2 separate regions of the Homo sapiens genome follow, and region 1 is linked to region 2. A link is an interaction called in ENCODE POLR2A ChIA-PET data of the cell type or tissue named here. Cell type or tissue: GM12878. All regions are shown on one strand. Each heading gives the region's core, and the rest is flanking DNA. Links, peaks and the distances in the headings are about the cores only. Region 1 overlaps TMEM123 (transmembrane protein 123). Region 2 overlaps MMP20 (matrix metallopeptidase 20).

Region 1 (12,323 bases), core at 3,679-7,678, 170 kb before region 2:
AAGCAAGCACTAAGGGAATCCATTACCACCAGACTTGCCTTAGAAGAGGTCCTTAAGAGAGGGATAAACATGGAAATAAAGGGCTATTACAAGCCACCACAAGAACACACTTATGTACACAGACCAATGACACTACAAAGCAACTACACAACCAAGTTTACATAGAAACCAGTTAACAACACAGTAACAGGATCACATCCACACATATCAATGTTAACCTTGAATGTAAACCAACTAGATGCTCCACTTAAAAGGTACAGAATGGCAAATTGGATAAAGAAGCAAAACCTAATCGTAAGCTAGCTTCAAGAGACCAGTCTCACCTGCAATGACACCCACGGGCTCAAAATAAAGGGATAAAGAAAAATCAAGCAAATGTAAATCAAAAAACAACAGAGGTTGCTATTCTTATTTCAGACAAACTTTAAACCAATAACAATCAAAAAGGACCAAGAAGGGCATTACATAATGATACAGGGTTACCTCAACAAGACAACTTAACTATCCCATATAAATATACACTCAACACTGGAGAACCCAGATTCATAAAACAAGTTCTCAGAGACCTATAGACTCTTAAGATAACCACACAATAGTGGCGGACTTCAAAACCCCACTGACAGTATTAGACAGATCACTGAAGCAGAAAACTAACAAAGATATTTGGGACCTGAACTCAACACTTGACCAAATGGATCTAACAGATATCTACAGAGCACTCCACCCAACAACAGAATATACATTCTCCTCATCTGCACAAGGCACATACTCTAAAACTGCACATGACACATACCAAATGCTCAGCCATAAAGCAATTCTCAACAAATTACGATTCTCAAAATCATACCAACCACACCCTCAGACCACAGCATAAAAATTTAAATCAGTACCAGGAAGATCTCTTAAAGGAAATTAAACAATCTGCTCATTACTAACTTTGGGGTAAACAATGAAATTAAGGCAGAAATAAAAAAATTCTTTGAAACTAATGAAAACAAAGCCACAACATATCAGAATCTGTGAGACATGGCTAAAGCAGTGTTAAGAGGAAAGTTTACAGCTCTAAATGCCCACATGAAAATGTTAGAAAGACCTCAAATTAACAACCTAACTTTACACCTAGGGGAACTAGAAAAACAAAAGTAAACCAACCCCAGTCCTAGCAGAAGAAAAGAAATAACCAAAATCAGAGCTGAACTCAATGAAATTGAGATGTGAAAAAACATACAAAAGATCAATGAAACCAAAAGTTGGTGGTTGTTATTATTATTATTATTATTATCATCATTATTTTTGAGATGGAGTCTTGCTCTGTTGCCCAGGCTGGAGTGCAATGGTGCAGTCTCAGCTCACTGCAACTTCCACCTTCTGGGTTCCAGTGATTCTCCTGCCTCGGCCTCCCAAGTACCTGGGACTACAGGTATGTGCCACCACACCCAGCTAATTTTTGTATTTTTAGTAGAGACAGAGTTTTACCATGTTGGCCAGGCTGGTGTCAAACTCCCGACCTCAGGTGATCCACTCACCCTGGCCTCCCAAAGTGTTGGGATTACAAGGTGTGAGGCACCATGCCCAGCCCAAAAGTTGGTTATTTGAAAGAATAAATAAGATTGACAGACTCCAGCTAGACTAATAAAGAAAAAAGAGAGAAGAGCCAAATAAACACAATCAGAAATGATAAAGGAAACATTACCACCAACCCTACAGAAATACAAAAAACCCTCAGAGACTATTATGAACACCACTACGTATACAAACTGGAAAGCCTGGAAGAAGAAATGGATAAATTCTCAGAAACACACAACCTCCCAAGACTGAACCAAGAAGAAACTGAAACCCTGAACAGATCAATAATGAGTTCTGACATAAAATCAGTAATAAAAAAAAATCTACCAATCAGGAAAAGCCTTGGACCAGACCGATTCACAGTCAAGTTCTACCAGACATATATTAATAAAATATAAAATTATTCCAAAAAATTAAGAAGAGATTCTACCCTAGCTCATTCTATAAGGCTAGCAACATTCTGATACCAAAACCTGGCAAAGACACAACAAAAAAAGAAAACTTCAGGCCAATATCCCTGATAAACATAGATACAAAAATCCTCAAGAAAATACTAGCAAACTGATCCACCAGCACATCAAAAAGCTAATCCACCATGATCAAGTAGGCTTTATTCTTGGGATGCAAGGTTGGTTAAACATAGGCAAATCAATAAACGTGATTTATCACATAATGTGAACTAAAAAAACCACGATCATCTCAGTAAACAAAGAAAAGGCTTTTAATAAAATTCAAAATCCCTTTATGTTAAAAACCCTCAACAATCTAGGTATTAAAGAAACATACCTCAAAATAATAAGATCCATCTATGACAAACCTACGGCTAACATCATACTGAGTGGCCAAAAGCTGGAAGCACTCCCTTTGAGAACCAGAACAAGACAAAAATGCCCACTCTCACCACTCCTATTCAAGACAGTACTGGAAGTCCTAGGCAGTCAGACAAGAGAAAGAAATAACAGGAAACCAAGAAAAAGTCATAACAGGTAACCAAGAGAAAGTCAAACTCTCTCTTTGCAGATGATGATTCTCTAACTAGAAAACCCCAGTCTCTGCCCAAGGGCTCCTAGATCTGATTAACAATTTCAGCAAAGTTTCGGGATGCAAAATCAATGTACAGAAATCAGTAACATTTCTATACACCAATAATGCCCAAGCTGAGAGCCAAATCAAGAATGCAATCCCATTCACAGCAGCACTCCCTTCCCCCACCACAAACATACAAATACCTAGGAATACAGTTAACCAGGGAGGTGAAAGATCTCTACAACGAGAATTATGAAACACTGCTCAAAGAAATCAGATATAACACAAATAGAAAACCATTCCTTGCTCATGGAGAGAAAGAATCAATATTATTAAGATGGCCATACTGCCCAAAGCAATTTACAGATTCAGTGCTATTGATATCAAACCACCGTAAGTGGAAAAAAGCTCTTCTAAAATTCATATGGATCCAAAAGAGAGCCCAACTAGCCAAAGCAATCCTAAGCAAAAAGAACAAAGCTAGAGTCATCATGCTACCTGACTTTAAACTATACTACAAGACTACAGTAACCAAAACAGCATGGTATCGGTACAGAAACTGATACACGGAACAATGGAACAGGTTAGATAACCCAGAAATAAAGCCTCACAACTACAGCCATCTGATCTTTGATAAAGTTTAAAAAAAAAAAGTGCAATGGGGAAGGGACTCCCTATTCAATAAATGGTACTGGGATAACTGGCTAGCCATAAGCAGGAGATTGAAACTGGACCCCTTCCTTTCACCATATATGAAAATCAACTCAAGATGAATTAAAAAGACTTAAATGTAAAACCTAAAACTATAAAAACCCTAGAAGACAGGAAGGGAGGGAAGCAGAAAAAAAAAATAAAACCCTAGAAGAAAACCTAGGAAACACCATTCTGGCCATTAGCCCTGTCAAAGCTTTCATGACAGAGACACCAAAGGCAACTGCAACAAAAGCTAAAGTTGAAAAGTGCAACCTAATTAAAGAGCTTCTGTACTGCAAAAGAAACTATCAACAAAGTAAACAGAAAACCTATAGAATGGGAGAAAATATTTGCAAATTATGCATCTGACAAAGGTCTAATATCTAGAATCTATAAGAAACTTAAATGAACAGGCAAAAAACAACCCTTATTGAAAGGATATGAACAGACACTTCCCAAAAGAAAACATACACATGCAGCCAACAAGCATATTAAAAAAATGCTCAACATAATTATTAGAGAAATGCAAATCAAACCACAGTGAGAAAGCATCTCACACCAGTCAGAATGGTAAAAAATAAAAAAATAACAGATACTGGCAAGGCCATGGAGAAAAAGGAATGCTTATACACCGCTGGTGGGAATGTAAATTAGTTCAGCCACTGTGGAAAGCAGTTTGAAGATTTCACAAAGAACTTACAATAGAACTACCATTTGACCTAGCAATCCCATTACTGGGTATATACCCAAAATATAAATCATTATAAAGACACATGCACACATACGTTAACTGCAGCACTATTCACAATAGCAAAGACATGGAATCAACCTAGATACCCAACAGTGGCGGACTGGATAAAGAAAATGTGGTATTAATAATATACACCATGGAATACTACACAGCCATAAAAAGGAATGAAATCACATCCTTTGCAGCAACACGGATGCAGCTGGAAGGCATTATCCTAAGCAAATTAACACAGAAACAGAAAATCAAATACTGCATGTTCTCAATTATAAGTGAGAGCTAAACAATGAGTACACAATGGACACTAAGAAGGGAAGAATAACACACCAACACCTGCCTGAGGGTAGGACCAGGGAGGAGGATGAGGATGGAAAAACTACCTATTGAGTACTACGCTCATTACCTGCGTGATGAAATAATCTGTACACCAAACCCGTCACACATGATTTACCCATGTAACAAATCTGCACATGTACCCTCGAGCCTAAAATAAAAGAAAAACAAAAAGTGCATGCATTCAAGTTTATGGCTTTTCATGTTTACTATTCTAAAAATTAAGGTACACGTTGTACTAAAAACGTTCATTCATTCATTCATCCATATTTAATTTCAATCCTTATTCATGTTTCCTCATATCCTGAATAAGTACTTTTAGCTATCAACATCAATTGTCAAACCAGGGTTAATCATGTACCTTGTATACCTGCCTGGACATGAAATTAATCCAATGGTGTGAGGCAAGAAAGGTTCCTTCACAAACCTCCAGAAGGAGTTTTAAATGGTACTCTAGCAAGAAATCACCAAGAGAACTAGAAAGTCTCCTCCTTCATCAGCTCTCAGCTACCTAAACTCCCCAGGGCAACTGCGTGTCCAGTCTGTTAGACAATGGCTTTTTAAAAGCATTTTTTAAACTACTTTTAAAAGTCAGTATATTCCACACTAGCATTATACCCTTGAAGACATAAATAGTAAAGTGAGCTCAATAGGTCTCTATTAGAAGAATAATGAGATGGCTGAATAAGGAACAGATTTATTTAATCTAAAAGGAGAATTCAATTTTTCTATTTAGGAACACAAATTATTAGTGTGGATTAGAGGTATTAAGATGGGGTGGGTAGTTCTGCCTGCATTTCTAGCTGCAAGGCAGCATTATCAATTCTATCCATCAGCTCTTCAACATTTCTCCCATGCTTGGAATGGCTTTTATGGATTAGGCAGAAAATGAACTGCTTCTCCCTTGTTTTAAGCCTTGAAATATTAATCCAGGAAATACACTGTAAGCAACTCAGAACTTTTATATTCCCTTCCAGTTACATGCTGAGGCCAAATTTCGTTCTGTAGAAACTTAGAAAGTATACTGGAAGGCAATGGGGAAGAATGGTTTTTATATAAAAATATGCACAAACATGAATTATATAGGAGTTAAGACACTCTGTCTTAGAAACTATTTGCATCTCCAGATCCCTTCCCCATCCTCATCCAGCCTGCTCTCTGCCCTGAGAGGTGACACTTACAGACTGCACTGACAGGCTCCCTTGCCCCCCAAGGCTTCTGGTTAGGTTTGGCCAAAGGGAAAGCATCATTGTTAATGTTTTATATTCCTCACTATTCTTATCAGTTTGTATTACTAACGTGACTAAGAGAACAGCAAATGTCTTTTACTGTCTAGGCATAGATCTGACCTGGAATGAGCTCACAAAAGCTGAGCCCTGTGTGCTCTATAGGTATCTGTCTGTCCCAGCAGTATTCAAAGAATACTTCAACAGTGCTCATTCTGCACCGAACGCTGTTCTAAGTATTTTATAAACATTTGTAATTTTCATAACCCTAGGAGGCAGATGTTATTGTCATCCCCATTTTACAGATGAAACTAAGGCACAAAGAGGTTGAGTAACTTGCCTAGGGTCACAAACTAGTAAGGGGAGGAGCCAAGATTTAGACTTCCTCAGGTTGGCTAAGGAGTCCCTGCACTTCATCACTATTAGGCTGCCAGTCACAAGGAGCAGTATCACAAAGTCAAGAAGCTTTGGTTAGGACAGATGAGTGAATGTGTCAATGTTCCACTGTTAACCTTTAACACATTGCTGACTAAGAATGATAAAACTAGGGGGCCACCGGGCCTGGTGGCTCACTTTGGGAGGCCAAGGCGGGTGGGTCACTTGAGGTCAGGAGTTCAAAACCAGCCTGGCCAACATGGTGAAACCCTGTCTCTGCAAAAATACAAAAATTACCCAGGTGGGGTGGTGCATGCCTGTGATCCCAGCTACTCTGGAGGTTGAGGCACAAGAATTGCTTGAACTCAGGAGGCGGAGGTTGCAGTGAGTCAAGATGGTGCCACTGCACTCCGGCCTGGGTGACAGAGCAAGACTCCATCTCGAAAGAAAACAACAACAAAAAAACTAGGGGATAAACAGACTTTAGGCAGAAAAATAACAACATAAACAAGCTCAGAATTACTCCAAGTATTTTATAAACCTCCACTGGGTATGTACCAAATACTCTTGATATGCCATGTTCTATAAACCTGCATACAAGACATACTATCAGTCTGTCTCCATTATAAAATCCACATGAAATAATAACAACAACAACTTCTCATACTCTAAAATATCATTTTATTGTCACAGCGGGACTAAAATGTGTGAAAAAACACATCTGGAATATTTTGAAATAACATTATTAGAGCTGTATTTGCAACCCTGAAAGGCTGTGCAGGTGGTGCTGTCACTCAGTTACAGAAGATTTATGGTCTAAACACGGGGAATAAGCATGTGTAATGTGCAGCTGCCACATAAGAATTTGGTCATTAACAAGCTCAAAGCACCACAACAAAGAGATATTCAGTCAGCAAAAAAAAAAACTGTCTGCTCGAATGTCAGCACAAAAGAAATCCCTAGAGATGACAACTGTACAGTTTAGTATACTAGTAAATAATTTTAATTCATTGTGTAAAGGCACTAGAAAATTTAATATTTAATACTGAACATGTTTTCTTGCAAGACAAAGGAAAAATGGAAACTTCGCCAGTTACTAAAAACACATATTGTTTAATGTTAGTAATGGTACCAAACTGAAGATGGCAGTAATCTGGGGAAGGAGGAAGCAAATATTGAACATATGCTGTGTGCAGTCACCATGCTAGATGCTTTTCATATTTTTAATTTTTAAAAAATTTCGCATGATCTGTAGAACATCAATGGGAGATGGGTTTGCTCCTCCCAATTTGCAGATGAGAAAACTGACCCAGAAGGTTAAATAAATGCCCTGAAGTGCTGTTGGAGGTGGCAGTGAAGACACTTTAACTTAGGTCTTTGAGCTGCTCTGAGCCTGGTGCTCTTGTCATTAGTTTAGTGTTTCTTAACAAAAATCTACCTGAATTCTAGAGTCTGGCGTATTTGATATTAACTGTACATATTGATTAGGCATTAATTTTACCACTATCTTCACTGCACTAGAATCATCATCAATCAATACAGTGTACACACTTCATCACTAATGTTGATGGTAAAGGTGGAAAGAATGGCCGAGTGTGGTGGCTCATGCCTGTAACCCCAACACAGTGGGAGGCCAAGGCAGGTGGATCACTTGAGGTCAGGAGTTTGAGATCAGCCTGGCCAACATGACGAAACCTTGTCTCTACTAAAGAATACAAAATTAGCCAGGTGTGGTGGCACACGCCTGTAATCCCAGTTACTCGGGAGGCTGAGGCAGGAGAATCGCTTGAACCTGGCAGGGGGAGGTTGCAGTGAGCCGAGATTGTGTCACTGCACTCCAGCCTGGTTGACAGAGCAACACTCCATCTCCAAATAAAAGGAAAAAAAAAGTGAAGAGAATAACACAAACATCTGTGTTCTCATCATTCTGCCAATTAGGAAATCCCCAAAAAGTGTGCCCCTCCTCAACTGCATCCCTTTCAGAATAACCACTATCTTGAATTCTGGGTTTATCATTCTCACACATTTCTCTTTATTTTTACTTCACACCAATCTATTTCTAAGCAACATAATACCGTGCTTTTCATACATTAAAATTTTATATAAATAGCATCATGCAAAATGTATTTGCTTTTTGCACTCAATATTATGTTTATGAATTTCACTCATGTTGACATCTTTAGCTCTATTTCATTCATTTCTCACAGTATTTAAAATTTTTATCCTAAGAGCTATGTTTTAAGATGTTTTATGTTTCCATGAGTCTGGCATCATGCAATGATTAACTCCAATACCTTTCTGAACAATCTACCCAGAACAGAGCTGAAAGATAAAACATGTTAGTACACATTGAGGTTTTTTAGTTACAGGAGAGCTACCTCTCAGGCCCTCAGAACCCAACACCTACTGACTCGACAATCCCACTTCTAAGAATCTAGCTAAATCCTAGCTCAAGCTGCTAAAGGTGTGTATTTATGTTCACTGCAGCACTGTTTAGAAGAGTAAAAATAACCACAAATGGGGGCATGGCTAAGGAAAAATTACGGTATATCCCTACTATGTAACACAGTGCAAACATGCAAATGAATGAGATACAGCTATACATACTGTGGTGGTTTTAAAATATGCCCATAAATTCTTTGATAAGCCCCCCTTCAAAAAGTGAAGCCTCATTCCACTTCTCTTGTGGGTGGACCTAACCAGACTCTCTTCTGAGAACAGGGCAGAATGAAATGATGCTATACGACTTCTGAGGCTAGGTCATAATAAGGATAGCTCCCTCCCAGCTCCCTTTAAAGTCCACTCCCTTTTAGGGAAGCCTGGCATGATGCTGTGAAGATACTCAGGCAGCCCTATGGGGAACCTCATATAGAGAACTGAGGCTGTCTGCCAATAGCCAGCCATGTGAGCAAGCCACACTGGAAGAAAATTCTCTATCCCCAGTTAAGCCTTCATGACTGCAACCTCAGATCTGACCCCAGCTAAGCTACTTCTAAACTCCTGACACATAGGAACCATGAGATAATAAGCGTAGTTTTAAACCACTTAGTTCTGGGGTTCTGCTATGTATCAATAGATAACCAAAAATGTATTAACACAAAAAATCAGTAATTCATAGTTCAGTCAAAAAAGCAAGTTGTACAATATTATGTGTATGCCTTTTTTGTACAGTCACACCAGCTAACAGTGATTATTTCTAGGGAGGTATTGGGAAGACAAAGGGAGGGAGGAACGCATACTTATTTTTTTATACACTTTTGCATTACTTAAAATATTAAGTGCGTGCATTATTAACTCCTACAATTTTTAAAAGGCTATCAAGATTTTAAAAAATATATAAAAGTTTTAAACAAATTCAGATTTTTTTAAAAAAATCATCTCCTGTAAAAGAAAAGAACAAAATGACTTTAATTTTAGACACACTGCTAACAAGTTCTATTATGTGGTTTCCTAGTTGACTGCTGATTAAAAGCAGCAAATTGAGGGAGGAGTGGGCTATTAGAGGGAGGCATAATGCCAATACAAAGACACAACAGTTGAGTCTGTCACCAAAAAGGAGACAAAAGCTAATATAAGCCATCTGAAGCCACTCAAGTGTAGGAACAAAGACCCCTACGTATTTATAAAGAAACCTCTGAGCATGTAACTGTCTCACAAGACTATGATTATAAAAACAGTATTTATAAAGCAGTGAATACTTTATCATGTATTTATAAAGCAGTGAATACTTTATCAAGTATTCCATATACTTTATAGAAGTACACTTACTGCCATTTTACAGATTTGAAAATAAACTCAGGGCCAGGCACAGTGGCTCACGCCTATAATCCCAACACTTTGGGAGGCTAAGGCAGGTGGATCACTTGAGGCCAGGAGGTTCAAGACCAGCCTGGCCAACATGGCAAAACCCCACATCTACTAAAAAATACAAAAAATTAGCCAGGCGTGGTGGCGCACACCTGTAGTCCCAGCTAATTGGGATGCTGAGGTGGGAGAATCGCTTGAACCCAGGAGGCGGAGTCTGCAATGAGCAAAGACTGCACCACTGCACTCCAGCCTGGGTGACAGAGCAAGACCTTGTCTCAAAAAAAAAAAGAAACTCAGTAAGCGAGGGGAGTCAGGGCACAGAAGACCCTGAGTTTCATTCTAAGAGTTCAAATTTGATTTATATAGATAAGACTATTTACCTGGCACAGAAAAGGGAGCGGGTCAAAGCTTGTAGATATGGGTCCTCAAGCCACTACAGCCAGAATGAATGTTCCCTCCAGAACACCCAATGCTGTACTGATTGCATGCTCACTGAGCAAGTTTTTCAGAAGCACACTCTTGGTCAAAGACAAAAATATGTTTTTATTTGGTGTTTCCAGGAAACACTAGAGGCAGAAAACCTGTTTGTTGAAAATACAGAAGCAAGAATGAAGAATATCCTAATTTGTATCCATTTCTATTCTCAAGATGATAGCATATGTGTCTAATATCTGTCAATCAAATACTTGTGATCTCCAAGCAGCACCCAGGAATATCAGAAAGAAACAGAGGCTTTTACGCCAACCAGTTCTGTGCTGAAATTGTGGCACAGTCATCTTCTGTGTAGCTCTTTTTTCATCTCTAAAATAGCTAAAATAACACTTAACTCATATGGTTATTGTATGGAATGTAAGAACAAGGATGAAACACCTTGAACAACAACGCTTGGCAACAGCATCATGCTCAACAGATGGTTACGGTCCACTGTTATGAACACGAGCAGTATCATTTTATAACAGGTTATGTGCAAATAATAAAGATGGTTGGCTTGGACCTTCTTTTGAGCATAGACCCATTTCCTTCCCCCTCACCACTGTTCATGTTGTGTCCTCCAATGATACTGATAAAAAGCATTGTCTGTTTTTCGTTTGTCCATCTATCAATGCCACATCCACTCAGACCTAGGTCAAGCACTGTTTCCTCCAGGATTGTTTTTTTTTTTTTCTTTTTTCTTTTTTTTTTTTTTTTTGAGGCAAGGTCTCACTCTGTTGCCCAGGCTAGAAGTGCAGTGGCATGGTTGCAGCTCACTGTAGCCTCAACCTCCCAGGCTCAGTTGATCCTCCCACTTCACCCACCCGAGAAGCTGAGGCTACAGGCATGTGCCACCACACCTAGCTAATTTTTGTATTTTTTGTGGAGACAGGTTTCCCCATGTTGTGCAGGCTGGTCTTAACTCCTGGAGTCAAGCAATCTGCCTCCCAAAGAGCTGGAATTACAGGCATGAGCCATTGTGCCCGGCCCTCGAGATTTTCCTAACTGAAAGTAAGCTCTCCCTCTTCTGAGTGCTCACTTACATTATCTGCACCTTTATTATTGTACTTAGCATACTGGCCTTTTACTATAGTTATTTTTGTTCTTATTAACTTTCCAATTAAATTTTAAGCACCTCATGGTGATATTTATGTCATGTCTCTGTAGCTCCCCCAGTACCTGGCACAGTGCCCAACACATAGAATGTACAAATGAACATTTGTTGAGTGGCTATAATGAAATATCAGTCTTAGGTAACAGAATTTCCTCTAAATATCAAAAGGAAGGTCAGCTGGATTTTGGCAGCTTTGCTTTTGAGTCTAAATAACCATAGTATCCTATCAGAACTCTTGACTTTGCCATTCCTGACCACTGTGTTTAGATCGTTCTTAACAATAATAACAGTTAACACATCCATAGCACTTATGTGCCAGGCACTGTTCTGAATGCTTACCTACATTAACTCATTTAATCCTCACAACAACTTTAGGAAGCAGTAATAGAAGGGAGCCGATGCAGACAGCACTTTTACGCCCGCATCACAATTCATTTCCCTCTATATTTATTATCTTTTTTTTTTTTTTTAAGTGATGGTGTCTCGCTCTGTCTCCCAGCCTGGAGTAGATGTGGGTCCTCAAGGAGAACTGCTTTGAGCTAACTAGTAGACTTACAAAGTGCTCATCGTAAAAGATTTTACAAACAAAACAAAAAGCTTAAAACCCTTGAGTGGAAAGTTATCTAAGAGCAATTTCTTTACAATAATTTTCCCTGCTTAAAGAGGCTGCTATGTAAGTTTTAGCTACTGCAAAGAAGTTAGAAAAATTACCTTTGACTTCAAAAAGTTTACAACCAAGTAAGGTATGCAAAGATCTTTGGTGTCCCTTTGTTGCTGCTGTTTAACAATGAAAGCAAATTTACTTACTAGAAGACAAAGATACAGATTGAATAAACTCATGGCTTAATGTTTTTAAAGTAGTTCCCCCCCCCCCCCCATTTATTGCTCAAAATCCACAACTGGCTATTCAGTTGATAAAAAGTTTTGTGTCTGGGTATATATATCAGTTATTTGAAGTTCTATA
Region 2 (12,323 bases), core at 8,222-12,221:
CTCCTTTGAATGACTTTATATCGTTGTCAAAAATCAGTTGCCCATAGATACATGGCTTTATTTCCTTACTCTAAATTTTATTCTATTAACATGTATGGCTATCCTTATGCAAATATCACAGTCTTAGTTACTGTTTCTTTGTAGTAACTTTTGAAATTGGGAAGTATGAATCCTCCAACTTTGTTCTTTTTAAAGATATTTTGGCTATTCTAGGCCCGTGAGTTTCGAGTTTCAAGAAAAACTTGTCAATTTCTACAAAGAAACCAGTGGTATTCTGAAAGAGATTGTGTTGAATCTACAGATCAATTTGGGGACTACTATCATCTTAAAAATATCCTCATCCATGAACATGAGATATCACTCCATTTAGATCTTGCTTAATTTCTTTCAACAATGTTTTGTAGTTTTCAGACTACAAAACAACATTTTCCATTTCTTTTGTTAAATTTATTTTTAAGTATTTGACTCTTTTTGATGCTATTCCAGTTGGAATTGCTTTCTTAATTTCATTTTCAAATTGTTTGTTCAGGTGTATAAAAACACAATTGATTAACACATTGAATTCATTCCTTGCAACCTTTCTGAACTCATTTATTAGTTCTAAAAGTTTTTTTAGAGTATTCTCTAGGGTTTTTCTATATAAAAGATAATACCATATGCAAAAAGAAATAGTTTTACTTTCTCTCCTATCTGGATAATTTTTATTTCATTCGTTCTTGCTTAATTCTCTTGGTTAGGACCTCCAGTACAATGTGAATGGAGAGATGAGAGCAGAAATTTTTGTTTTGTTTTTGATGTTAGGAGGAATGCATCCAGTCTTTCACCACTGACTATGCCATCAGCTGTGGGTTTTCATAGACGCTCTTTATTGATTTGAAAACGGTTATTTTTATTCCTAGGTTTTATTCCTAGGTTGCTGAATGTTTTTTTATCATGAAATAATGTTGAATTTTGCCAAATGCTTTTACTGTATCTACTGAGATGATCATATGATTTTTGTTTTTATTCTATTGATATGGGACATTACATTAATTGATTTTTGGATGAATTCCTGGGACAAATCCTACTTGGTCTTGGTGTATAATTCTTTTCATACGTTGCTGGATTTAGGTTGTTGGTGTTTTTGGAGGATCTTTGTAGCCATATTCACAATAGATACTGGTCTGAAGCTTTATTTTTTTGTCATGTTTCTGTGTGGTTTTGGTATAAGGATAATGCTGACTTCAGTGAGTTAGGTAGTGTTTTCCACTCTTCTATGTTTTGGAAAAGTCTGTGAAAAACTGGTATTAATTCTGTTCTTTTCTAAGGTTTGGAGGAGTTTGTAAAAAAATTGACATTAATTCTTCTTTCAATGTATTGGTAGAATTTACCAGTGAACCCTTCTGGGCCTGGGCTTTTCTTTGTGGATAGTTTTTGATTACTGCTTTAATATCTTTTCTTATTGTAGGCATATTCAGACTGTGTATTTCTTCTTGACTCGGTTTTACTAGATTGTGTCTTCTTATGAATTTGTCCATTTCATTTATCTAATTTATTGGTATACAATTGTTCATAGTATTCCTTTATGACCTTTTTTATTTCTGTAAGGTGAGTAGCAATGTCTCCTCTTTTATTTCTGATTTTAGTAATTTAAATTTTTTCTTTTGGCTGGGCACAGTGGCTCACACCTGTAATCCCAGCATTTTGTGAGGCTGAGGTGGGCGGATCACGAGGTCAGGAGATCGAGACCATCCTGGCTAACACGGTGAAACCCCATCTCTACTAAAAAATACAAAAAAAAATTAGCTGGGCATGGTGGCGGGTGCCTGTAGTCTCAGCTACTCAGGAGGCTGAGGCAGGAGAATGGTGTGAACCCGGGAGGCGGAGCTTGCAGTGAGCCGAGATCATGCCACTGTACTCCAGCCTGGGGGACAGAGCAAGACTCCGCCTCAAAAAAAAAAAATTGTTTCTTTTTTATTTGATCAATCTAGTAGAAAGTTTGTCACCTTTGTTTATTTTCTCAAAGAACCAACCTTCAGTTTTGTTGGTTTTCTCAAATTGTTTATTTATCATCTATTTTATTTATTTCCATTATAATGTTTATATTTCCTTCTTTCTTCTTGCTTTAGGTTTAATATGTTCTTGATTTTCCATTATCTCAAAGTGGAAGGTGAAGTTATTGATTTGAGATTTTTCTCCTTTTTAAATATAGGCTTTTATAGCTATAATTTTTTTCTCTGAGTGCTGCTTTCACTGCATCTCATAAGTTCTGGTATGTTGTATTTTAATTTTCATTTATTTCTAAGTACTTTCTAATTTCCCTTGTGATTTCTTCTTTGACCCATTGGTTGTTTAATAGTATGTTGTTTAATTTCCACATATTTGTAAGTTTTCTAGTTGTCTTTCTGGTATTGATTTCTGGCTTTATTCTATTGTGATCAGAAGAGATACTTGTACGACTTAAGTTGTTTTAAATTTGTTGAGACTTGTGTGGTGGCCTAACATATAGTCTATTCTGGGGAATGTTCCATGTTCACTTGAAAAGAATGTGTATTCTGCTCTTTTTGGGTATAGCATTCTATAGATATATGTTAGGTCTAGTTGGTTTACAGTATTGTTCAAGTCTTTTATTCTTTGTTGATCTCTCTGGTTGTTCTATCCATTACTGAAAGTGGGGTATTGAAATCTTTAACTATTATTGTTTCATTATTGACTTATCCCTTCATTTCTGTCAATTACTGCTTCATACATTTTTGGGGCCCTGTGTTAGATTCACATATGTTTATAATTACATCTTCATGGTATATTGACTTTTTGTCATTATAAAATGTCCTTCTTTATTGCTAGTAGCATTTTTTATTTCAAAGTCTGTTTTGCCTGATAATAGTATAGCCATTCAAGCTTTCTTATGGTTGCTATTTGCATGATATATTTTTTCCATTCTTTTACTTTCAATCTATTTGTATCTTTGAACCTAAAATGTATCTGCTGTAGACAGCATATAGGTGGGTCTTGTTTTTTACAATCCAATCTGGCAGTCTTTGCCATTTGATTAGACGGTTTAATCTATTCACATTTAATGTTATTGATAAAGTTGAATTTATGCTTGCCATTTTACTTTTTGTTTTCTGTATAACTCATGTCTTTTTGGTTCCTCTATTCATCCTCACTGTTTTCTTTTGCATTAGTAAAAATTTTCTAATGTAACATTTTAATTTCTTTTATAATTGTTTAACTGTATTTTCCTAAGTGATTTCCTTAGTGGTTGATGTAGGGCTTGCCATATACATCTTAACTTATAAAAATCTGCTTAAGACTTATACTAAATTAATTCCAGTGAGATATAGAAACATTACTCCTATATAACTCTATTTCTCTCCCCTTCCTTCTGTGTTATTATTGTTATACCTATTGTATCTATCTACATCTGAAGCCCCAAATTAATTGTTATAATTATTATTTTATATAATTTAATGTCTTCTAAAGAAGCTGAGAAGAGAAAAGAGAAGATGTATATATTTGCAGCTTTTGTTATATTAAGTTTCTTAGTTGCCATTTCTGGTTCTGTTCTTTTGTTCCTGTGAATTTTAGTTACCATCTAGTGTCTTTTCTTTAGCCAAATACAGTTTTGCTCCCACCTACTTCCTTCATATTATTATTGACAAGTATATTTCTACATGTCATAGCCTTAACAATACAATTATACAATTATATGCACATTGTTTAATATAATTGATTTTCCATTTTTAAATTAAGAGAATAAAGAAGAAGAAATATGCATTTATACTGTCTTTTACATAATTACACTTACTACTGATGCTCTCTGGATTTTTGTGGGGGCTTGAATTGCTATCTAAGCTCACTTGCTTTCAGCCTAAAGAACTTTCTTTAGTATCTCTGGTCAGGCAATCTGCAAGTAACAAATTCTCTCAGTTTTTGTTTCTCTGGGAATGTCTTTATTTCTCCTTCATTTTTGAAAGATAACTCTAGTGGATATAAGATTCTTGGTTGAGTCTTTTCTTTGAGAACTTTGAGTATGCTTTCCACTGCCTTTTGGCCTAACTAGTTTATCTGGCTTCAAGTCTCGTTTCCCTCTAATTCAGTCACATTGCTAGGGGAGTGTTATTTTTATAACATTAATCTTATTGAGTTTCTCCCTTATGGAAGGTATTTAACATGTCCCTCTTCTCTGCAGAATAAACACTGATCTCCCTAGAAAGGCATTGACACTACATGATCTGTAACCTGGTTTCCTTGGGCCATCGTTCTGATTTTAGTCTATATTCTAGTCATACTGAACTGTTTGAGGTTTTCCCCATGCTCACATGCTATTTTGTGCATCAGTAAATTTGCTTCAACTGCTTTCTCTGCCTGGAAGCCACCCACCCGCACCTCACCCTCTGTCTGGGAAACTCCTACACAACTCTCAAAGTGGAGCTCAGCCATCACTTCCTCTAAGAATTATTTCCTGATAATTTTGCTAAGTTGGCCATTTCCTCTTTGTTTTGACCCACTGATCTTCATGAAGTCTTGTATCAGAGCACTTTTGGCACTTGGATTTCTGTTAGTTATTTATCTATATATTTACCCTCAACTGTAAGATCTGTTGAGGGCATTAATAACACCCAACATGAGCTGAATGCTTATTATGTGACAGGCATTTCACATTTTTCCCTTTCAATGCCATAATTCTAGGAAGTGTATACTATTTCTACCCCCATTTTGCAGATGATGAAACAGACAGAAAGGTGATCCAAATTGTCAGATAATTGTTGGTAGAGTTAAGATTAACACTAGGACTTTTTACTTCTGCCCATTCTTAACCAGCAAACTCTACACCTTCTCTTGAATGTCACTAGTACACAGGCTGACACATAATATGTCTAATAAATGTAGGTTGAATGTGGTAGTTTAGTCATAAGTTTTTTAAAATTTAAAACATGAAAAAACAAGATTTTTGAACCCTATTTCATCTTATTTTTATTACTTATTATTTATTTATTTATGGTGACTATAAAATCCTCAAATAAAAACATCTATTTCTAGTATTTCTGAGGCATTCAGGAAGAAGAGAATGTGGAAGACGTATTCTACTTTGCAGCAATGATGCCCCGAGTCTGACTGTACAGAAAGAGTGATTCAGGGTAGAGGGGCAATATGATTGAAAAGGGGTAGGATCTGCAGATTTGCAAGTCACTTTGCATAAAATTCAGAAATCATTGACTATCTTGAAGAATTATGGAGGTGGTGACACCCCCTGCTGCCAGAAATCCCTTGATGTAGCCACTGCTCTGCTACTGGTAGGCAAGGAAGAATATGTAAAAGGAGAAATCAGCCATAGGTAGTGGAAATAATGTAAAAAATGAAAAACTGATGGAACCATTAGGGCCTGCTAGAAAGAGAATAGGAAGGAATAAAAGTAAGGGGAAGTGGTTCTAGTTGGCAAAGTTTAACCAATATGTCATTTGCTGATGTAGCATGTAACGGCATCAACATAGTAGAGCCTCCTATTTGGATTTGACATTGTGGTCCTCTGTGCGCTGCTCCCCTATAAGTAACTACCACACAGAGACATGGGTCCTCCCTTTTAGAGCCTAATCCAACCTGGCCCCAAGCCAACCTTCAATCCTCTGTGGAGGAAGTTCCTCGGTCATTTCCTCATGGCATTTCATTCACTAAAACTGGGTCCAAACTCTGGGAGTTCTTGCAGAATTTCCAGAGACTTTTCTTCCCTTGGCACATTACTTACGTCACAGACTGAACTAGCATGAGGAGCAAGGAAGAACTTGAGAAATGTCTAAGACAAATAAAACCTAACACACTTTCAGTGGATGTCAATGTAGTGAAATTCTTATTCCATAACTTGAGGCTTGGGACCTTCCATATTTTTGAGTATGGCCATGTGCTTACCTACAAAACTTCATTTATCTCCTTTGTCCTTTCTTCTCAGTTCCATCCTTCTACAGTAGGGACATAATGACTAAAGCTCCCCTGGCCACCTCGAGTCATGAGGCAACCACGAGAATGCAAGTATGTGTTAAGAATAGCAGAGCAAAATGTTTAAGGGAACTTGGGTCCCTGTTGATCACCAGCCTGCCATACTGGCTCTAAACTGTCAGACTTTTTACACATATGAGAAAAACAAACCCTCATGTGTTTAAGCCACAATTATTTTGGGGTCTCTGATACTAGTGGCTAAATTAAATTTCAAACCAATAGAAGGCTTCATATGACAATAAGATGTCACACATATGAGGCCCTGTAAAGCACACTGTGCAGAATTCAGGGGTGTTTATGAATAGGGCCAGTACAATAGGTTTCTCTAAACTTTTGAGCTATAGGTGAGGGTTGTCTTACTCCTTGTTGCATACACCAGTGTATGTGTTGGAGTGCGTAAAGTAGAAGACTGCCATTGCTGAAGGGATTGTCTATGTTTTGCCAAAAGCAGCAATTTCAGTCCAATGTTAGGGGCCTTCAGTATTTAAAAAGGAAATTCCCTTTGACCAGATTTTTGACTGAATCGCCGCTCAGAGAAATATTGAGGTTTAAGCAATTTGTTATGCATCACAACTTGTTAAGAAATTATTTGTTAGTTACCATATAAGTTCTGTTGCTGAAGAATAACTCTTTTTGAGCACCTGCTCTATGCAGACCTTGCTAGGTATCTGTGTCTGCATGCATTACATCACTTAATACCCTCTGTAACCTGAGAAGGTTAGAAGTGCCTACGATGGTTTCCTTCCTTAACCAGAAAAATGAGCTTGTTAACATTTTAGTTAATGCCCTAGACCAACTTTTCGGTGAATCTATTTATCTAGATTACAAAAGACTTCTCCTTAGTAGACACTCACAGAGGCCCAGTTGGAAAGGTACAGTACGATTTTCTCTGGGGGCAAAGAGCATCACTAAAATCAGAGAGCCTTGACCTCCCCATCCTAAAACTTACAGAGAATTTTGAACCTCTGCCCACATCTCTTAACTTAGCTGTTAAGTTTCAATCCAGCCTGGCTGAAGGTATATGCTTTACTGCAGGTGCTGGTGGGTGGTAGATTAGACCAAAGATCAGGTGATAAATGGGCAAGAGAGACAATGGGAGAGTGGATAATTCCCCCATTGAGAATCACACTGTGAATACCCTTTAAAACATTAACTGAATAATCCTAACATAAACGCCCTCATACTCCAACAGACGTGCTTACACATGCATCTCTTGATTTTATTCTCTGAAAATTCACCAGGGGAATTGGATTTCTCAATACCTATCTTCCTGTATATCTGCTGTGTGACTACAGCCACCTTATCTTAAAGAAAGACTTTAGAGAATCATACTCTGTCTTGCAGATATTAGGGCCTTAATAAGTGAATTCCTGTCATCATGTTTTAAAAAGGAAGGTCTGAGAGAAAAATAGCTGGCCTAGTGGCTTAAACACTGGTCTGGAAGTGACAGCTCATGACACCGCATGACACTGAGCAATGCTTCCAGGGCTCTCAGTGGCCCAGAAGAGTCAGCAGAGTCCATATTTGTTTGCAATTCCTTCTTTATAAAAGAAATTTGCTTTCTTATGAAATATATTTATGTGCCTCACTTATATTATTTTCTCAACTCCAAATTGGGGAAGAAAATATGAATCAGATAGAATAAGATGACAAATATTTGTTTTGAAATTTCTTTTATACCACAAAAATGATTATTTAAAATACGTGATAGAAAATAAAATGAAAGCTCTTGGAACAAAGTTGGGTGCTCTCCTGTTTTCTTCAAGACCCTTTCATGAGCCTAAGGTGTCTAGCATTGTCACCTGCTTAGAATCTGCTTTTGCTTTTCTCTTCGGATGTTTAGATAAACAGGCAAAAAAGAGAAAACTGGGAACAGAGGAAAGCTGTGCAGAGGCAGAGGTGATCTTTGAAGGAGCTCCTCTCATTCCTCAACATGAGTCAACTAAGGATAGAAACTCAGTAGCTAAGATAAGGTGTGACCCTATGTGCAGTGATTGGATGACAGATGACATCTGATTCAGACTTGCTCATACGAAGCCCCTGAGGACAGGAATTGAAATTATATGTTTTCCTTTGGATAAGAAGGATTTTCATATTCTAGGCTGGATAAAAGGACTAAGCAATAAGGCCTTTTCCTTCCAGCAGAACTATCCTTCAAAGAGACCCATGGTCAGGACCATCTCCATTTTGCCCCAAATCATGGAGTATTGTGGGATGCATTTGATGGTCACATAACAGCAAAGTCAGGCATTCTCAGTGGGTAGTTAGGGATTTGGTGATGCTGCATCTACGCTTTTAGGCCACTAGGTGTCCGGTTAATGAGTGCATTGAAAGATCAGGATGTGTCAAGTCCTACAGACCAAACAATGGGATTATTGAATGAAGGTTTCACTCATCATTTTGATGGTTCCATATCTTGAAGACAGTCAACCATCTGTAAATCGCACCCCAGTGGCCGAGAAGAGTCAACGGGCCTATCGCAAACTTGCTTTGCATTCTTTCGTGGAAGGGTTTTTATCTTTTTAAAATCATTCTCATTAAATAAAGATAGATAGTAAAAAGGAAAAAAGCCATACCTGTAGTATTCATCTCCCACAAAGAAAAGGGTCTTCTGTGGCTCCCTGAGGTAGACAGCAGCATCTATTTGCTGCACGTGCCTTGGAAATCCAAAGTCATAAATAGTCCGAGGAGGACCTTGCATTTGGAATCCTCTTGTTATCCAGTAGTGGGGACCTGAAAACAGAAATTAAAGTTTACGAAAACTCTGCACCACTTGGTGATGCACTTCTCTCATAAAGATTTCTATGAAGGCTCTTAAATGGGGTTAGTTTATGGGATACTTGCCATGGCTATAACCCAACAAGAGATATAAGCTTCTAACTATTCAGTTCAGTAAAAGACTTCAAACTTCCCTGGAGGCAAAAGTCCCTAGTTATGCCTTAAGAAAGCAATAACATTGATAAAATTGTGTTTTACATTTAACATACTATGTCTTTCAAGATATCCTTCATTTATAATCTCATTTCACCTTCATAGATCTACGAGAGAGAATGGGCAAGTGACATGCAAATGTCATGATTTTTACTTAAATTGGCACTTGCTTTCTAACCTTATCCCTCAGTATCAAGAACATATAAGCTAAAACTGATAGTTATCACCTACTGGATAACTTCCATTGGCTCGCCATTGTCACAACGCACCTTCAAGGTTTATATTGCTATAATCACTTTGCAGAGGAAGAAATGGAGCTCAGAGCCATTAGATAACTTTCCAAAGTCACTCAAATAGTAAAGGGCTAGAGCCAGAGATTGGTATATGTGTCCACCTCCTGAAGTCAAAGGCGTCCTCCTCTCCTGGCTGCTTCTGACCACAGCATAGAAGTAAGGGTATTGTTTACCTCCCACTGAGTTCCACACTGGCTTTTATTTATTAAAGGATGTCAGTAGAGTATACACTGTCACTCTGAGCAGAGGTCCTGTGTGGCAGGGACCATGTTTCTAGCTCCCTAGGCACTATCACCTAACACAGTGCCTTACTAGCCTAACAGGCTTGGTTCTCAGGGCCACTGCCATCATTTCCATTGTTACACAATGTCGGGTATAACAAATGTAGGGTGGCATTTCATACCCAACCTGAGGACAAAGAGCAACTGAAATGTGCTCCATGATGACTGGAAAAATGCTGGCAGGGCTAGATATGCCAAATGAATGGGGCACTGCAGCCCTGCCATTTCTTTCTTTGAGGGATCTGTAGGGTACCTTTGAAGAAGTAAGCAGTGCCCCTCTCAGCCACTTCGTAAGCTGCATCCACATTGGACATGAGCTGGGGGAAGGAGCTGGTAATAGTGCTGGGCCGAATTCCTGTCCGCAAGTGAACCTGCCGTCTCCAGAAAATCCTATGGGACATTCCAAAAAAAAAAAAAAAAAAAATCAAGATCAATGATTGATTTACATATAAAATTGCACTTTGACTGAAATGTACTCAGAGGCCACTCACTAAATGCCCTTTGCTCTTGCCTTGCCTTGCCTTGTTTTTTTTCTCTTTTCTTTTTTTTTTTTTTTGAGATGGAGTCTTGCTGTTTGGCCCAGGCTGGAGTGCAGTGGCATGATCTTGGCTCACTGCAACCTCGGCTCACTGCAACCTCCACCTCTCCAGTTCAAGCAATTCTCCTGCCTCAGCTTCCCGAATAACTGGGGCTACAGCTGTGTGCCACCATGCCTCACTAATTTTTGTACTTTTAGTAGAGACAGGGTTTCACTTCACCACATTGGCCAGGCTGGTCTCGAACTCCTGACCTCAAGTGACCCACCTGCCTCGGCCTCCCAAAGTGCTGGGATTACAGACATGAATGACCATGTCCATTCCACCCTTGCCATGTTTTTAAGGAAAAACACAACTTTTTGGACCTTGGTAAACAGTTTCTACTCCCTTTTCATTGTCTTAGCATTTCTGTGATCCCCTCTCCTTCGTTTATTTAAGGATGTTCAAAATAATGAAAGAATATAGCAAAGTAATAGTATCAATTATTTACACATTTAAGCTATGCACCCCCCCATTCCAAATATCACTTGATACAAATTTCTCTTTCCTTTTCTGATCTTTTAAAAGTTAAAATCTTACAAAGGTAACTATGATCCAGAAGGTGGACATTGTGAATAGTATGTAAATGAACCAGAAGTCTATGGTTGAGTCATGCTGATTAGACCCTGTAAAAATAGCGAAAACATTAATAATCATAAGTTATGGTGTTGCCTACATAATTGTGCGCTGGAAGCATTTACATCTTTGAGTCTGATGGCTAGTTAACAGAAAATCTAGTACACACATATTGATTTAAGGCTTAGCAATTCATCTATCCATTTACCCAATATTATAGTCATAAAATTGTGGCAGTATACCCATGAGGGTACTGGATTGAAACTGACAATGTAATGTGCTCTATTTTATAGTTTGAAGATGAAAATCATTTTTTATAAAACACGAATAATTTACTTGTCTTCTTAGGAGCCCAGAATTACTTCACAGGATTATTTGGGGACTGGGAAACTGTAATAAAATTTTGACATTGAACTTTCCTAGTGGCTAATTTAGGAATTCTCCAAATTTTATGTAGAGTTTTCCTATTCAGTTAATCTAACAAATATTTATGGAGCACCTATCATCAGGCACTGTGGTGGACATCAAGGATGAAACACTGAAGAAGATGTCGGCCCTGCCCTCAATATGTTTACAATCTAATAGTAGAGACTGATTAGTAACGATCAGAGTGATTGGTGCTACGAAGAGTTAAGTTCAGGATACTTTGAGAACACACAAGAAGTATATCCCATTGCATTTAGGGGCTTAATAAAGGTATCCCTAATGAGGCAACTTAAGCTGATGATAAAATCCAAAAAAGGAATGTATTGGGAAAAGATAAATATTTCCTCATGTTTCGTAAGAGGCATCATGGTGCAGAAGGAAAAACACATTGTGTTTGAGAAGATGTGGGCTAGAGTTTTAACTCCACTGCTGACCAGCCTCTCCAAGCCTCAGTTTAATCAGCTTACATGGGAAAAATAATTTCCTGGCCAATATCATGAGACCATTATAAGGATAAAATGAGATAATGAATATGAAAGTGTATTATAAACTGTAAGGTGCCATATGGATAGATACTGTTAGTTTGAAAAGGTATTATTTGCTTAGGCCTTAATTACCTGGTAATTGGGCACCCTCCATAGACAATACACAAGCCCCAAACATCACAGCCTTATCTAAAGCGTATGTTTTAACTGATGAAAAACTGAGATCCAGAAGGGCTGCTGGCCCAAAGGTCACTGGTGGTGAGGGGCAGAGACGGCCCAGCTCAGGCTCTAGCTGCCTTGAGGTTAGTCACATGTCCGATCTCACCTACTTGCTCATGCTCAGTCTCGTGACCTCTGGTTTTTTCTTTGTTTGTACTTTGACCCTTTGTCCAATCAGACCTGGGCTTTTCTGAAGGCCAGAGGGACTGCTTCCCTTTTCCCTTTTCTCTCCACCACCTCGTAATGAATACAGTTTTGGGTATCCAGAATCCCGCAACTACTTCTTGGATTAATTGGGAACCTGGGATGAAACCTGAAGAGCAAGTGTGTTCCAATTAATGCAATTCAATACATAGCTCTGAAATGTTTTCTCTTATAAGTTGCTGTGCTAAGACACAAAGTGTGCATTTAAGAATATTATAATGATGAGGCCATGTGGGGAAAGTGGGGAGGTAGAGGAGCAGATATGTCTTCCCAAAACTAGGCTCTGTCTGAATGATGTCTCTGATGAGGTGTAGTAGACTTCCAGCTGCTTTCTCTTTGATCACTCTAAAGCCAGAT

The links. Peaks named below come from ENCODE experiments on the same cell type or tissue, not always from the same donor. Only the 100,000 strongest peaks of a DNase experiment are listed, where the experiment ranks them.
Region 1: POLR2A ChIA-PET joins it to region 2 with 5 read pairs; 4 of 35 experiments call an interaction of 5 or more read pairs at or near these places.

Annotation. Positions count from the first base shown.
Region 1 is chr11:102,414,638-102,426,960 of GRCh38, forward strand. The region is part of intron 2 of TMEM123 (transmembrane protein 123); the gene reads right to left. Among named protein-coding and RNA genes, the nearest start is that of TMEM123, 32 kb to the right of the region's middle. RefSeq lists an enhancer at 6,198-6,247. In GM12878, for the core only: no CTCF peak of the experiment used is centred there; a DNase peak (open chromatin) is centred at 6,064.
Region 2 is chr11:102,584,887-102,597,209 of GRCh38, forward strand. MMP20 (matrix metallopeptidase 20) reads right to left here. Exons shown (of 10, transcript NM_004771.4): 7 at 9,735-9,871; 8 at 8,553-8,709. Among named protein-coding and RNA genes, the nearest start is that of MMP20, 34 kb to the right of the region's middle. In GM12878, for the core only: a CTCF peak has its summit at 8,288; no DNase peak of the experiment used is centred there.